Linked DNA regions of Homo sapiens: region 1 is linked to region 2. Evidence: chromatin loops called from intact Hi-C (ENCODE). Cell type or tissue: HepG2. All regions are shown on one strand. Each heading gives the region's core, and the rest is flanking DNA. Links, peaks and the distances in the headings are about the cores only.

What was found. Hi-C counts contacts between places; a loop is a spot of excess contacts. Peaks named below come from ENCODE experiments on the same cell type or tissue, not always from the same donor. Only the 100,000 strongest peaks of a DNase experiment are listed, where the experiment ranks them.
Region 1: it touches region 2 in a loop (17-fold over the local background); 23 of 110 quality-filtered maps call a loop at or near these places.

Annotation. Positions count from the first base shown.
Region 1 is chr15:48,282,511-48,290,855 of GRCh38, reverse strand. SLC12A1 (solute carrier family 12 member 1) reads right to left here. Exons shown (of 27, transcript NM_000338.3): 21 at 5,607-5,750; 22 at 2,682-2,813; 23 at 2,340-2,451. Among named protein-coding and RNA genes, the nearest start is that of DUT, 45 kb to the left of the region's middle. In HepG2, for the core only: a CTCF peak has its summit at 4,918 (motif pointing right); DNase peaks (open chromatin) are centred at 4,915 and 6,805.
Region 2 is chr15:48,107,769-48,116,113 of GRCh38, reverse strand. It overlaps LOC124903485 (a long non-coding RNA gene), which reads left to right and starts at 5,992. Exons shown (of 2, transcript XR_007064619.1): 1 at 5,992-6,173. In HepG2, for the core only: a CTCF peak has its summit at 3,690 (motif pointing left); no DNase peak of the experiment used is centred there.

The sequences.
Region 1 (8,345 bases), core at 93-8,092, 170 kb before region 2:
TTAAGAAATATAAAATATTATAGACATTATGTTAGTTTCCATGTTAATATGATCCTCTTTAAGTATAATTAAATCTATATAATATTAGCATACAAATATCATATTGCTTTGATTGAAAAGACATATATGCATATATGCATATATGCATAATATATATGCAGTCATACACCACATAAAAACATTCTGATCAATGACAGACTGCATATACGATGGTGGTCCCATAAGATTATAATGGAACTGAAAAATTCCTATCACCTAGTGATGTCGTAGCTGTTGTAACGGCATAGCACAATACATTATTCACACATTTGTGATGATGCTGGTGTAAACAAACCAACTGCACTGCCAGTCATATAAAAATATAGCACATACAATTGCGTACAGTACATAATACTTGATAACATAATAAATGACTGTTACTGGTTATGTGTTTACATACTATACCTTTTATTATTATTTTAGAGTGTACTCCTTCTACTTATTAAAAAAAGTGAACTGTGAAACAGCTTCAGGCAGGTCCTTTAGGAGGTATTCCAGAGGAAGCTTTGTTTTCACAGGAGATGACAGCTCCATGCCTGTTATTGCCCTGGAAGACCTTCCAGTGGGATACAGGATGTGGAGGTGGCAGACAGTGATATTGATGATCCTGACCCTGGATAGACCTACACTAATGTGTGTGTTTATGTTTCAGTTTTTAACAAAAATATTTAAAAAGAAAAAAAGAAAACAGTTTAAAAAGTAGAAAAATGCTTATAGAATAAGGATATAAAGAAAACACTTTTGCATAGCTGTACAATACGTTTTAAGCTCAGTGTTATTACAAAAGGGTCAAAAGCTTAGAAATTATGAAGTAAAAATGTTTACGGTAAGCTAAGGTTAATTTATTATTGAAGAAAAAAATATTTTTTATTCCCAGGTCCAGCTTTGAAGAAAAGTATTTTTGTATAAATTTTGTGTAGCCCAAGTATACAGTGTTGATAAAATCTACAGTAGTGTAGTCGTGTCCTGGGGCCTCACATTCACTCACCACTCACTGACTCACCCAGAGCAACTGCCAGTCCTGCAAGTTCCACTCATGGTAAGTGCCCAATACAAGTGGACCATTTTTTACCTTTTATGCTGTATTTTTACTGTACCATTTCTGTGTTTTGATATACAAATATTTACCATTGTGTCACATTTGCCTATAGTATTCAGTTCAGATTTGTAGCCTAGGAGCAACAGCATATACCATATAACCTAGGTGTGTAGTAGGCTATACCATCTAGGTTTGTGTAAGTACACTCTATGATGTTTGCACAATAGGAAATTGCCTGATACATTTCTCAGAATGTAACAATGTAGCAGTGTATAACTGTGTGTGTGTATATACATTGTTATACATTGTTATACATTATACATTATACAGTTATACATAGTTATACATTATATATATATATATATATATATATATATATATATGTCACATTCACAGCATAATACATCCTAAGAGGGAAGAGAAAATGTTAAAAATTACTGAATAAAGCCTGTCATTATTTTGTGACTTCTGGAAGTGCTGGTTCCAGGAAGGGCTCAGAGCTTAGTCCCTCAGTGCCCTGAGGGACTAAGAGCTGCTGAAGGTGGTTTTCTGGATTTCCATCAGAGACCTCTAGATGTGTCATGTTCTCAGCATGCTTATTATTCTCACAACTGGCATCAACTCTCAATGGCTAAATTAATGAGAAAGATACAGACTTACACTGTGGGATTTTTTTTTTTTAATTAAGAGTTCTCTACAGTCATCCCTTTAAACTCTTTCAAACTACAAAGGAGAAACTGGGGACCCAGATGCGTTTGGAGACTGTTGCAAAGTCCTGCAGCTCCTTGATGGCAGAGCTGGGGCTAGAACCCAGGTGCAGTCTCTCCATTTAGTTCTCTTTTACATATGCTGTTCTAAGAGTGACTGCCATGAATTAGGAGTTTTGAATTCCCACAGAAAAAGCAACTGGACCCAGATTTCCTTCAGGCTCTTCTTTTCTTGGATGCCTTTACTGGTCAGAACAAAATAAGCATTATATGAGATAACGAAGCTCCCACTCAAGACTTGAGATGAGGCTTCTGTGGCACCTTCCTTTTGGAAAGCATTTGTGACAGAGGATAAGAGGACTTGCTTGAAGACAGCGATCAGGAAAAATATGCGAATAATTTACTGACCAGATAACCAAGTAAACACGAGGCCTATCCTGGTGGCTTTGTCTTTGAGTCTATTGTGTCTCAGAGACACTTAAAGTTATTAAAATTAAAGCATTAAAGCAACAAACCTCTGAAATGACCTAACATGTGAGTGGCAAACTACTTACACAATTTTTTCTTCTTCAATGCGGTTGATCTTCCCTCCCACATAGATTCTTAATTTACAGTCTTTCCATTTTTTTCTGAGAGTTAAGATATAGGGGATAAGAAGTGTTAACCCTGGAATAAAGAATAAATTATGACACAATGAGTATATCTAAATGGAAGGAAATGAATAGCTTTATATCTTTATTCATTACCACATTGATAGCTCTTAATTAAGTTATAGTCTTTGGAGAACACAGAAATGTTATTCTTTAACCAGTATTGTTCCCATATACCTTCTCATGCAGTTTAAGTTTATCAAAATTGAAATTCTTGTCCCTAGTGTATTTTCTGAAAGTTTTTACCTCCATCATCAAACAACCACCAAACATCAATTGTGCCTTTTTCTTGTTTCTTTTTAAATTGAGTGCTGGCTTCCACCAGTTTCTGGTTGAACTCTCCCACATGCATCGACTGGCTTGTGTTAATGCTGCCATCTGAAACGAAAGAGGAATTGATGCATCTGTTTGCTTTTGAGGGCAGAAACAAAATAACTTTCCAATCAATCTAGTGATGAAAATAGAGAAAAGGTCACAGATTCATGTTTATTATACCTAAAATAAATAGCGGTATTCTTCAAAAGGCAGAGATAAAAGTCCAATCCCAGAATAATTGAGAACACCTTCAATAGTTAAATAAAATATTGACAGTCAATAAGTAAAACAGCTTTATAATAATAGTTTTTATTAAAAGACAATGGATTTTTTCAGACCTTTAGTAATCTGTCTCAGAGTGGAGTTATTATTTAGGCATGCAACAATGCTACTAGCCAGAATATCCACATTTCCCAAAATCTCAGATATAAATCACCTTAATGATATTAATATTTTTGTATTTACTTAACATGTGGTAAGTGGTTTTCTAGAAATAAGCTATAGAATCAGAAATATCCGTTCATTAGGGAATTGATTCATGAAGCACTATTTTGGTTTAAGTTCCATTCAGGTCTGGTTTATAAAATTTGCCAGGGACTGTGTGCATCTTGAACTCTATGACTATTTAGTCTCTTAGTTGGCCTGGCTTACTCTTCTGCTTTCTTTTCAAGGAATCTTGCGAAGCTAAAGTAAAGCCATTTGAGCTATTTGAATCTTTGTGAATTAGATGAAAAAAAAAAAACCTTAGAAAATATGGAAATACAAAACATCTTTACTTGAGTTATAATTAAGGGTGTATATAAAATAGTTACAATTTTTTTAAATGTGATTTCTACCCTAACATGGATACAGTGAAAGTGTACCAGGGAACTCGGCCAGTGTTGGAACTGGACCTGTTCCTGTTTGCCAAGAGGGGTTTATTTGCCACAGCGTACGTAGCATTTCTCATATCTGTGTCTTTGAAAGTCATGACTTTATTGCTGTGTTTCAAAGTGGTGGTGTCAGCCTGGTGCTTAGAGGAGGGCTGACAGCCTCTTCAGAGCTTCCTCTCTGATCTAAGAGGTTCTGAAGATGCTTTGTTTTATCTTTTGTTGTTTCCATGTTTAGAGTCTGTCAGTTCTGAAGCAATGATCTGATATTGTTTTTACATCCCTGGGACCGCTGAGGGAGAAAAATTTATTTACAAAATGGACCAAGCTCTGCCCTCACTTACAGACAAGTCAAAGCAGCCAGAGGCCTCCTGTTCACACTCAGGTACCTGGAGGCAGGATTGGTTCTCGTCTAGAACTCAAAAGAGTTGACAAGCAATGGAAGCCCAGAGTAGTGAATGGGCCCACTTTAGAGCTGTGTTTAAACTTCTAGGTATTAAAACAGTATATAACATTATTACTTTTCTTTTCTGAACAATTTGACATGTTGACTTTTGGAAGAGTATATTTTTGCCAAAACAAGTATTGTGACGCAGAAATAAGCTTCCAGAATAAATAACAAGTCCCGCTGTCATAATAAGGACATTAATGCTTCCCTCTCTCTAGTTGGAGCACATTATTGGGCTATGACTTTGGAATTTCCCATTATTTTCCAGACTGTACCACTTAATAGAGCAGATTTAATGGATTGTTAACTTTTTTCACAGTTAAACCAAATAATTAGAAAGAAAAGAAGATAATAGTTAGCATCCAGAACAGTCTTATTTAAATATTTTCACCCTAAAAGTCCTGATGTAGCTTCAAGTTGAATTCAAACACATCATTTATGTCATTTTAAGGTGGACTGTAAGGAGTAGGCCACGGCCCATGGGGTATCCCAGGAGCTCGACAGTAGCCAGAGTATTTGAAGTGGGGCAATATCTGGATTTCCCATCATTCTCTGTGGATATATAAAACTATTATATTACAGGTGAAATTTCGTCCTTGGGCTATAGTAGGAAAGCAAACAGACAAACGATTTACAGGGTAGGAGATGGCCTTGTCGAAGGGCCTCTTTAAAGGGTTGGCGCCGGTCAACCTAGACCAGAAGCTTGCTAAGTCTCCACTTGGATCCTGCTGTTTGACTTGGAGACCCTCCCAGAGAAACCATCTTTTCCTGGCCTCACACCAGTGTATGACTTCAGTAACTACAGGACATTCGTGCATAAACAAATGCCTGGTAACATTCTGATTTTTGACCAGCAGAGGTCACTGTGGACCTCATTAAACTCAAACCCATAGCGTTTCGGGAAGTAATTTTCAAAAAACCAAACGTTTGAATCATCTGTTTATAAAATGTGTAACAAGCTCTCCCAACCTCTGATCCTTTGTCCCAGGACTGCATACCATAAGTCCACATATAAGTGTAGCATTTAGATGAAATCTACAGGTAGTGAGTACCAATAAAGTTCTAAGTCGTGCATTCTGGTTTGTGATAAAGATGCTTTTGTTGAAATCAGCGTTCCAGCTGGATACCGTATTTGCATGTACTAGTCGTATTTCAGTTCCCTGAAATGTCTGAAAGGTAAGGGTGTCTGTGGATAAGACAGTTTGGGTATTGGCTCTTAAATTTCTATCCCCTTTCCATCTTAACTGAGAAACTTCTGTTTTATGGCATGCAATCTGCTTAAGCACTATTTGACTTCCAAACCAAATATTACATTTAAAAAATAATTTTTGACAGTAAGATGGTACAAAGTACTTAATGAGGTTGATAAATGACAATAGCTGCTACCGTTTATCCATACTACCTTCTGGAGAGAAACCTTTCAGTTCCTACCCACACTCAATGCTCCCAACATCTTAGATGCTGACTTCGGACTCTTCATAGATGCTCAAATAGTGACTCATCTTGTAAACTTTTTTGCAAATTTTAAAAAGTTCTTACCTTTTTTAGGCGTTGTCTTAGTAATGTTCAACTTGCCAGCTTTTTTAAACAAGCCTCGGATGCCTCCACTTTCCTCTTCACACTCATTATCTTTGATAGTCGCTTCCAATGCTAGTCTCTCCTGTTCTAATCTCTCTAATTCCTCTGATGAAAGAAGACAAAATCACCTACTTAACTCAGAACTACAAAGTTTCTAGAAACAATCTTATAAACTTTTAATATTTAAAATGGTATGTATGTGATAAAATAATTGTTTATACATAGTAATTTTTTCTAAATGATTTTTATATATTATCTTCTAATACAAGTAATATATTTTGGTTGGGTGAGGTAGCTCATGCCTGTAATCTCAGCACTTTGGGAAGCCAAGATGGGTGTATCGTTTGAGCCCAGGAGTTTGAAACCAGACTTGGCAACATGGTGAAACTCCATCTCTATGAACGATACAAAAATCAGCTGGGTGTGGTGTGTAGTGCCAGCTACTTGGGAGGCCGAGGTGAGAGGATCACCTGAGCCTGGGAGGTAGAGGCTGCAGTGAGCCATGATCATGCCACTGCACTGCAGCCTGGGCAATAGAGTGAGATCGTGTCTCCAAAAGAAAAGAGAAAAAGTAATGTATCTTAGTAAATTGTATTCAGAAAGTTGTCACAACTAGCTTAGAAAAACAGCTCTATGTGTTAAGTTATGATACATGAAGTTACAGCATTTTTATTTGTGAGGGCAAGAGAGGCTATTTAATGCCACCCTTATTCACTACCATGCAAAAACAAACAAACAGAAAATCTTTCACACTGTAAGCCACTGATTTACTGACCTAAGCTAGTGGGTCAGATGTTTTACAACTGGAAGTGACAAAATTACAGAAGTACACTGAGTATATATCAGCCACACAACAATGCTTCATGAATTGAAACATAAAACTAGACAGCAAGAATTAAGAAAAGATAACAAAATCTTACAATAAACTCTATAGGCTCTGGATACAAATTACAATGGAAAATATCCACCACCAATTCCTTTCAATAAGCAAAATAACTTTGTGGAGTGGGTGACCAAAGTCAAAGAAATAAAAGCTGAGGTTTCTGGGTGCCTGTCAGAGTTCAAATTGCTAAAAGGGGTCTTGTGACATGTTTTAGTCTGGAACAGGAGTCAAGCAGTGCAAAATTTCCTGCCCAAGGTTGAGACACACTATCCAAGCTTTGATGTTGTATCTGGCTGCCTTTTATCTTTTTTGGATTCCGATTGTGACGAAAATTTCCTAGCTGCTATGTAATGTGCTGGATCTCTCTTTGACCTCACCCTGCACTGAATCAGGGTAAATAAGACTTTCAAAGCAGTCATATGACAGTGCTACACTTAGGAGGCTTCTTGCTTCTTGCTTATACTGGGTGAGGTGGCACTCTTGTCAGATGCCCTCATCTTATTGCCTGCTGAGAACAGAGCCTTAGAAAATGAGCAATGCTCAGAGGAAGAGGATAGAAAACCTAGATTCAGTGTTACAAAACACTGGGAGAGCTTCTGTAAATGTCAACCCTTGGAGCCCATTGCGTTATCTATCTGTGAAGCGAAGCTATACAAACTCTAGATTTATCAATTATGTACTAACTAAATCTGTCAGGACAGTCACATCCCTAGACGATGCTGCTATTCAGCTACACAGAATTGTCTGGCCCCTTTCCAGGTCTTAGCAATTAATCTTTTGCGAGTGGCATGAGATTTAAGGTCAAATCACCCATGTGATTTCCCCAAAGCTTCAAAGGTTCTCAAGATCAGCAGCTATAGAAAATCTGAGAAATTAGACTGATGGTATTAAAGCTGAGACAGAAGTTGCTTACCCCTGACTTTTGAAAGGAGAAGACAAGCTGCATTGCACTGGGGGGTCACAACCAATTACAGCTCTGCTGCTGGCTTTATGTGACATTAGGCAAGTAATTTACTTTTTCTATGCCTCGGATTTCCCGTCTGTGAAATGGAAAACTGTAACCCTTTCCTTTTCCCACCCCCCAAGCTTTGCAAAAAGAATAAACAAAGTTTCTGCATAGTGTTTTGGAGGTCCTTAAAAAACAGAGCAAGAATGGCATTCTATAGGCAGTATATTTATGCAACTTTTGGAAATGGGCCTAGTCATGCAAAACAAATTGAGTATTTTGAGATGCCTGGGAGTTATTTTAGCAATTGCTATTTATTGCACACTCTTTGGGTGCCAGGGACTGTGTTGCATTTTATTCCTTTCTAAACAACTCTGAGATAGTTACTACTATTATCATCTTCATTTTGTAGATGAAGAAACTAATAGGTTAAGTGAGTTGCCTGATATCACCCAGCAAGTTACAGGGTTCATATGCAAAGAGATCTGCATATGCTTCCCACCATGAAGACCTTCCTCCTGTGGCTTATTATTATTACTATTTCAGAGTTGTTTTATTACCTTCCTATGCTTTATCATCAGATAAACCTAAACACTCTCAGGCATATGGTGTAATGGGCTAAGTTAATCCCCCAAAATGATGGCCCATCCAACATGTCATTTTAAAAGGAGGACCCTAAAGATACGGTTCTATATGGAAGGCTGCACTAGAGCAGCAGCACTGGTACCCAGACTTTGTTGTCACTGTCCTGGATGACGGCATCCTAGCTGTTATTTTGTCTTCTGGGGTATTGCAGGGGCCACTTATGGGGTAACCTGCTCTTTGCAGTCCTCTGATGTGGCAACTGTAAGGGCTGCCCTGGGAGGGGATT
Region 2 (8,345 bases), core at 212-8,211:
TTGACAAGTCAATAATTATCTAATTTGTATTCTTTTACAAGCCACTTGCTCTTTTTTTTCTAGATACCCAAAGGACCTTTTTTTCTCTTAAACTTCAATAATTTTACTAGAATATATCATAGTGTGGGTCATTGTAGGTCAACATTCTTAGGTCTGTAGTGTGCTTTTTCACAATGTAATTTCAAATCCTTTTATTTCAGGAGTGTTTTCTTGAATTATATTTCTTAGTGTTTGTTCTGCCCTCTTTCTCTGGATTTCTTGTTCCAGAGACTTCCACTATTTCTATGTTGGACGTTCTTTGAGTATCTTCGATATTTTAACTTGGTTACAAATCCTCTTTATCTCTCTTTTCAATTTCTTTTTTGACTTAAAATTTTTTCAGCTTTTTCCTTTCTATCTCTGAAGACATTATCTGTCGTGTTTATTGCTCTTGCGTTCCTTCTAGCTTGATATTAATTTTTGGGATGGCTTTTATCCTTTATATCTAATTCTTTCCAGAGTCCTACCACCTAATTTCTGAGTTTTTTTTTCTACTTCTGATTTAGGTTGTTCTTTATGTTCTGTATGATTTCCTTCACTTTTTTTTTTTTATTTTTTAGATTTTAGAAGGTTGCAATTTTGATCTGTTCTGTGGACATGTCTTCCTGGCACACTTCTATTATCCGAAGGGATGTAATTCTACTTCTTATTATCTTTTATTCTTTTATTTATTTATTTATTTATTTTTATTGAGACAGAGTCTCACTCTGTCACCCAGGCTGGAGTGCAGTGGCACCATCTTGGCTCACTGTAACCTCCATCTTCCAGGTTCAAGTGATTCTCATGCCTCAGCCTCTCGAGTGGCTGGGACTACAGGTGTGTGTGCCACCATGCCTGGCTAATTCTTGTATTTTTAGTAGAGACAGGGTTTCACCATGTTGGCCAGGCTGATCTCAAACTCTTGACCTCAGGTGATCTGCTGCCTCAGCCTCCCAAAGTGCTGGGATTACAGGTGTGAGCCACCATGCCTGGCTCTTTTATTCTTACAATAACTTTGTGTGGGCTTTAACCTCTATGCCTTTCTTTCCTCATTTTTATAGAAAATTATTTTTTCTTGAACTTTTAGAAGAAAGCGTTATTCACTGTGGCTTTTCTCAATTCGCAGAGCTCCCTCTTTCATTGTTTCTTACAGTGTTCCAAAATAACATGACTTTGTTATTTTGTTCCAAAATAGCATGAGATTTTCTGTCAACAGTCCTCCACGCCTGTGTTTATCTGGATCTTCTCTTTCCCTTTATTCTCAAATGTCTCTATCCTGTTAGCTTTTCCGCCATGGGTAGCAGTTTCAATGTGTAGTTTAAGACCTCCATGCATTGGGCCCTGTGCTGAAAGGAGCTCTGGCTGATCAGTTTTGAGGGTTCATATGGGTCAGACCTTACTATGACCTCTATATTCACCCGCTATTGGAATGAGCCAAACCTTTTATAGTTGTAGCTATTGTTCTCGAATTGTCTTATGGTACTTTTACAAATACCTGTTGTGTATTTTGGGGTCTCCATTTCTCAGGTCAGTCGGATTCCCTGTGCCCATCCTGTACTTCTCTCTCATAGAAGCCGATACCATGCATATTTGGTGTCATAACGATAGTTTGTCCCCACTCATTTGTATTTGAGTTTCATAGGGGTAGCTTGACATAATTATCACTCTTGTCCATGAGTCTTTGGATTTGCTACCTAGTTGCTTTGTCTATTTCTATGTAGGAATTTGGAGAGATTGGAAAACCATATAACCACTGTCTCCATCTTCAAAAAGCTTTTTGTTTTTAACCAAAAGCATTCATAGATGTATTCTTTAATCAGAAAATTATTTTAGTACACTGCACATGTGATTTGCTTTACGAAGATTCTATTTAATACAACCATTAGGGAACCCTTCTGCATTTTGACTTATATTTTCTTTTTTATAATTACGACTTTTCGTTTACTTAAAAATTTTGATAAATGTATGTGTTTCTTTAAAATAACTATACAAAAAGGATAGTTTTTTTTTGTTTTGTTTTTTAAGATGGATATATCGGAACATAACCCCACCATAAATTAAAGAACATCTGTATTATGTAAAGTTGCATACAGCTAAATTGTTATACAAGTTTGTGCTGAGAACAAATGAAACAAAACTTTGCACCTGCTGGATGTTTGACCTTGGGAAAATCACTTCACTTCTTAGGGCTTCCTTGTTCTCATTTGTGAAATGAAAGGTCTGGGTCAGATATGATTCTAAGATATGTTCTTAATTCTACTCCTAATTAGCATTTGCTAGTATGAAACAATATTAAGCACTGAATGGCTTGTAGTAAAAATGGAAATTTAAATAAATCAATAAATAAGCCATCTCTTGAAATAGCCAAGTTAGCTTACCCATTAAAATCAACACAGCGGTGGTTATTTAGCTGTGATCAAGTTATAGACTGGCAGTCATTTTTTCCCCTTAGGGAAAAACCATTAGAATGATCTTCAGCTCTTACTTGCTCATGGCCCAGCTTCAGGTTAACAGTCTTCTCCCATATACCTGGGCCTCTGATTCCTCTGATTAGTGAGACAGCAGCTGTGATGTTTGGGAATCAAAGCTAACATGTTTACTAAGCACAAGGTATTCACGTACACTATTCAGTACAGTTCCCCCACAGACCCTAATGAATAGAGGAGTAGTTCTCACTGGCTGCTCAATAGATGTGTCTGGTGGGTTTTAAAATTACTGATGATTTGGTACTTACCCAGACCAATTGAATCACAATCTATAAGGATGGCTTAGGGATAGGTATTAAAAAAAATTCCTATGTGATTTTAGGAGGGTGGGGAACTACTGGGGTGAATATTGCTAAGCCCTGCTTTATAGATGATTGATTGAGTCAGTTACCCAAGATCTGAGGATCCATAGCTCATAAGTGAAAAAGCCAGGATGTAGACAAAGGTATGTCTAATGCCAAAGTGCATGAATATCCTTAACTATTAAGCTGAGCCACCTCCTCAGAATCTGTTTCATGAGGGCATGAAACCATGTCTACCTCATTTCCTACAGCACTTCCAGTGTACAACACAGTGCCAGGCACATGCTGGGTATCTAATAAACATTATTGAATGAATGTATAAAGTAGATAAGCTAGTCCACCTTGAATTTTATTTGATAACATCCACAGGACCCTGTAATAACACACTGAGTTTGTTGAGGGTGTGACTGGCTGGGGCCGGTGTTATGGGTGGTAAAAGAATTTACCAGGACAGTTATAGGTAAAAAAAGGCAGATTTGATAAAGTTCGAAGATACATTGCAAGGGTGCAACAGGCAGCACAGCAGAGAAGGGGCTGTCTGCAAAGAGGCAGGGGCTGGAGGGAAGTTTTATGGGGTCATATTGGAGGGGGTACATGCAGATAAGGTATGCAGATCAGGTCCTGCTGCTGGGGTCTACATGTGAATGAGGTATTTGGAAACAGCATGTCTGCAGGTTGTCTGTGATTAGCAGTTTCTCAGAACAATTATTCTCTCCGACCTGGGGCCCCTTCCTTATTGTTGCTCGCTTATCTTATTAGGACTCCGCAGGGTTTTTTGTACATTTGCCTTTCTATCTCATCCAAAATGCCATCTGCCCAGTTCTGGAAGCACTTGTCTGAGATGTCCCCTTACTCAGCGGCTCCATTAGCTCTTCAGCTCCACCTGCTGATGCTTCCACACAGGTTGGGCTTTCCCAGCTTCCCTTGAAGGGAACACAGGCCAATGTAGTGTTAGGAGGCCTGTGAAATCTGTCGTTTGAAAAGGCATTCTGACTCTGCCACTGAATGAAGAATTCGCAATGTTGATCACCCTTGCACTTTATTATCTGCATCCCTATCCCTCAATATGAAGGCTTCCATAGGCGTCCCTGATCACTATGAAGACTAAGGCAGGGAAAGGAAGCAGATGGCTTGGGCTATCCCATACTCTGACTCCAGCTTGTCAATATTACTTGTTTATTTTTAATTTTTTACTGGAATATATAATATACACGCAGAAAACAATGTACATATTTCACAGTTACCTTTTGCAATGTAAACATGCAGAGTCAGATCGCGTGGGTAACATTTAGCAAGATGAGTGAGTGATTGCTAAGAACAATGTGGAGCAGAGTGGATTTTGAATGTAAATGCATTGTTATGTGGAGCCTTCATTACCTCAGTTGCTGCTGTTGCATGGGCAGCTTTCCCTCAGGATCCTGGAACAGGAGGTCAGTATGGGCATCAGCTCGACTAGGAGCTTTCATCTTATCTACTGAGTGTCATTTTTTTTTTTTTTTGTCTCTAACCATCACATGAGTTTCTAACTGGAGCCACAGCCATGACTGAGTGTTGAATGGCATTTCACTCAATGGTTCACATATTCACAAGGCACCTGCCAACTTCCCCAGACCCTTGTCCTTTCCCAGACTCAAGTTAGGCACTAAAACCAGGGTTCAGCACTGGTTTAGAGCATGAGTGAACATTCCTAATTTTCGACCCAATTCAGATTGGTCTAATTTTACTGCTGTATGGCTCCAATGCTGTGAAAATTGTCTAAAACATTTTCAATTCCTAGGAGGTCTTCACTGTCTTCTCAAAGTTATACTTTTTATTTCCTTCACTGGAAGGCATCTTCTAGTCCTCTAAATACTAAGGGGGAGTTTAAATTATTTTGGCAGTAGTCAAGTTTTGCAGATCAAATATTATTTAAAATAAACAATATTTTAGAGTGGAAATAATTTTAGAGCTTGCCAAATCTGGGTTAAAATCTTCCTCCCCATTCTTTCTGAAACAGTCATTGTGGATAATACCATATGCTTTTTAGGCTGTGTGATAAAAAAACAAAAATATCAACCCCTTTTCCCTCTGTACTACTGTATGAGAGCACATTTTATGTTAGTAGAACTTGGCAGAGTCCTTAACTCTCAATGAAACTGAATGCATTGGGCAGGCCATCAGCTGGGGAAAAAATTAACAGATAAGACATTTTCATTAGCTGTATTTACACAGAATGGAATTGGATATTTAGCCTCTGCTCTTTGATACTTGTTGCTCTTACTTCATTTGTGCTAGCCTTACTCTGCCTTTGTTCTCAGAGTTTGAATAAAAGCCTTTCCTGAGTGTTTCAGTATGTGGTGGTTTAAGGAGTGATCTGGAAAAAGGCCTCTTGCTTGGCTTTGCCATTTTCTCCTCTAGCTCTGTTTCATTAGGGGGTTCTGAGGGGGTGGCCAGTGAGAACAAGAAGTGGAGGGGCCCTGACTCAAACACAATAGAGTGTGGAGATTTATTTCCTTCACTTTAATATAATAAACCCCTCAGGGTCTGAGTTAGCACCATCATTTTTCCTTAGTCTTCTATGTGAAGGCTGCCATCCCTGTGTGGGGAGATTAATGCCTCCTTTATTATAAATAATCGGGATGAAGGAATTCATCAGGGATGCTTCAAAATTTGCTGGGCTTAGAAGTTCTCCTACAGGTTTGGAACTCAAAAGCCAAAGAACTGAACATACAAGACTCTGGTCCTGAAGAGAAAAAGCCAACGAATGCTTTATTATAATTCTCTCTGTCCTGGGATAAGAAATGCAAATTACTCAGTGTGCTTTGAAGTCCTTCCTTAGCAATGAGAGAGGGAGGCTGTCATATCTCTGTTGTTGTTGCAGTTGTTGTTGCAGAGGAGGCTGGTGTGGGGCTAGAGAACAAGGAGCAGAATTGACCATAAAGACTGACCATTGTAATCTGAGTAGCTTAGTACATCATGCCCATGCAGTCCAAGACTGTTCCTGGGACTGGAACTATGGCCATTCCTAGTAAGTCTGTCTGCTGAGTGCATGACCTGCAGAAGTCTTTGTGAAAAGGGTCCTTGCGTTTTGGCCTGCTGGGCTGCTGTTTTAGATATGTCCAAGGAATTAGAACTATATTACTTTTTTTCTAGAACATGAGGACACACAAATCTCACCTTTTGCCTTTCTCTCTCTCGTTTTCCAGTTCTTTCTGAAACTATTAGATCACTGTGGTCTACATGGACGTGGGCCTCCCAGATCCCCCTTGAGGAAGGAATGTCACCCCAGCTGCTATGAGTGCCAGCTCACAGCCCCTTCATGCACTCCTCAGCAGCAGGGAGCCACCTCACCTGAGGGCAAGAGGTTCACAGGGCAGCCCATGTCCAGGTAAGGCAGGGACATAAAAGCCCAGCCATTTCAGCCCGACACACAGCTCTAGTGGCTAATATTCATTTCGGAGCTGCCCTCTGGTTTAGCTGAGGCTTTGTTGGACTTAACTTTGAAGTTTGACTTCTCCCACTTCCCGATCCTGCTCCCTCTCACAGTTCCTGAGCCCAATAAATATCTTGTACTCCCAACTTCATCTCAGTGACAGCCTCTGAAGAACTCTACCTTCAGTGACTTCATCTCCCTGATAGACTCAGCCTGCTCGGTAGCCTGGTAGAGTTCTATGCTCAGACTTCCAAACTTTACTCTTGATATGTAAACAGTGAGTTTTAGATTTTAGAAAATGCTTTCTTTTTTCCTTCAACAAATCTTGGCTTTTAAAACTGTTGCCCTCTGTGGATAGAAGGAAAAAAATTGCATTTGACACTTGAAGTTGGGGAATGACTCCTTTGTTCTAGGCTGTGTTTGGCCTTTACTTGAAGCAATGAATGCCATTGATTCAATGCGTGGGTAGCCATAAGGCAAAAGGAAATGAAAAAAAAAAAAGTTGGAAGGCATTTTGAAAACATTATCTCCTTTATATCTATATGAAAGAGTTTTGTAAACCCCAGAGCACCAGGCAAATGCTGGTTGCTACTGATGGCAGAGCACTGCGGCAGTGCACTGAGCCCTGGGCTGGCCGCCTCTTAGTCTCCCACAGCAGACCCTGTTATTCCGCCAAGTTTGGGGGTCTGGAAAGTGTGGAAGGGATGAGGCAGCAGCTATGATGGTGGGATTGGCTGTTTTCTAGCTATAATCTTTTTATCTCAGCGCCCCCCCGCCTCGTGTCCTGGGCTTTCTGCCCTCCTTTTGACGCATGTGCTTATTTTTGTGGCTCTGGAGGATCTTTCTAATGAGATTTTCCTCCTGGATACAAAGGGAACAAGAGGTTTCATTTCAAGGGCAGGCTGTCCTTCTCCGCCTTCTGTGCTTACCTTTTGAGCATGACTGCACAGCCATTAAATCGTCCTGCATGTGGACTCACACTCATATCATTGGTGTGGCCACTGGAGAACCTCAAATGAGCAGCCACCTTAGGTTTCCTTCTTAAGGGATGTGGTTTAACTGCAACATTGAGTGTCCGCACGGCACCACCCCGTTAGCAGACTTGGCTTCCCCTGCAGAGGATAGGTCAGCAAGAGAAACATGAACGGGGGCTGCCATGATGGTAGCGTCTCACAGACACTGAGCTTCATAGAGACCAGGTCTTTGCGCCTAGGAGACTGAAGCAGAGCTCAGAAGTTTCAGCAAAGTCCAGGTCTTACTCTCCTGAAGATCCACAGTTTTCTGTTAAAAAAAAAAAATCATGAAAGTCATTTGGCCCTTCTACATGGCAGAGTAGAAGTTTCCTAAAATATATTATTATTAATTATGTATATTATTAATCAAAATAGCTCTTTTGAGCATGCACTGCTCTAAGCATTTACATTTATTATGATATTTAATTCCCACAATAACTTTAGGAGAAATTTGTCACTAATATTCTCATCTTATATATGAGGAAGGAGAGGCACAGAGAAGTTAAGAAGCACCCATTCTTCTGTAGTCCCTAACTGTTCATAAGGGTTTGCTAACTAGGTTTTCAGTTACTGAGTAACTATTCATAGAGCACCTGCTGTATACCAGATGCAGTGCTAGCACTGGAGACAGAGTGCTGAGCAAATAAACATGGTCCATGTAACGTTGGAAGACAAGGATGGTCAGAGTGTGTGGATCTTGATGGACAGTATCTACATATCAGTTTTTTTGTTTTGTTTTGTTTGCAGGGGAATAAAACCTCTTAAAAGCTCAGCTGGGAGAAACCAGGTTTCTGGAACATTTCTAAAGGATGTATTATATGTGGCCCATCTTTCTTCCCCATTTCCAATCTCAGTGAATGATGCCGCCCAGGTTGTCATCTGTGACTCCTACTTCTCCCTTCCCTCACAGCATCCATCAATCACTGAGTTCTGATAACTCTGCTTCCTAAACTTCTCTTGAGTTAACTCACTCCTCTCCATATCCATCACCACCATCATCTGTTGCCCAGAGTTCTGCAATAGCCTCCTGACTTGTCCCTTGTCATCTCTCTTGCCACCCTACAGCCCGCTGTCCTTCCAACACCTGTGTGTCAAGTGGGCAGTTGAATATAGG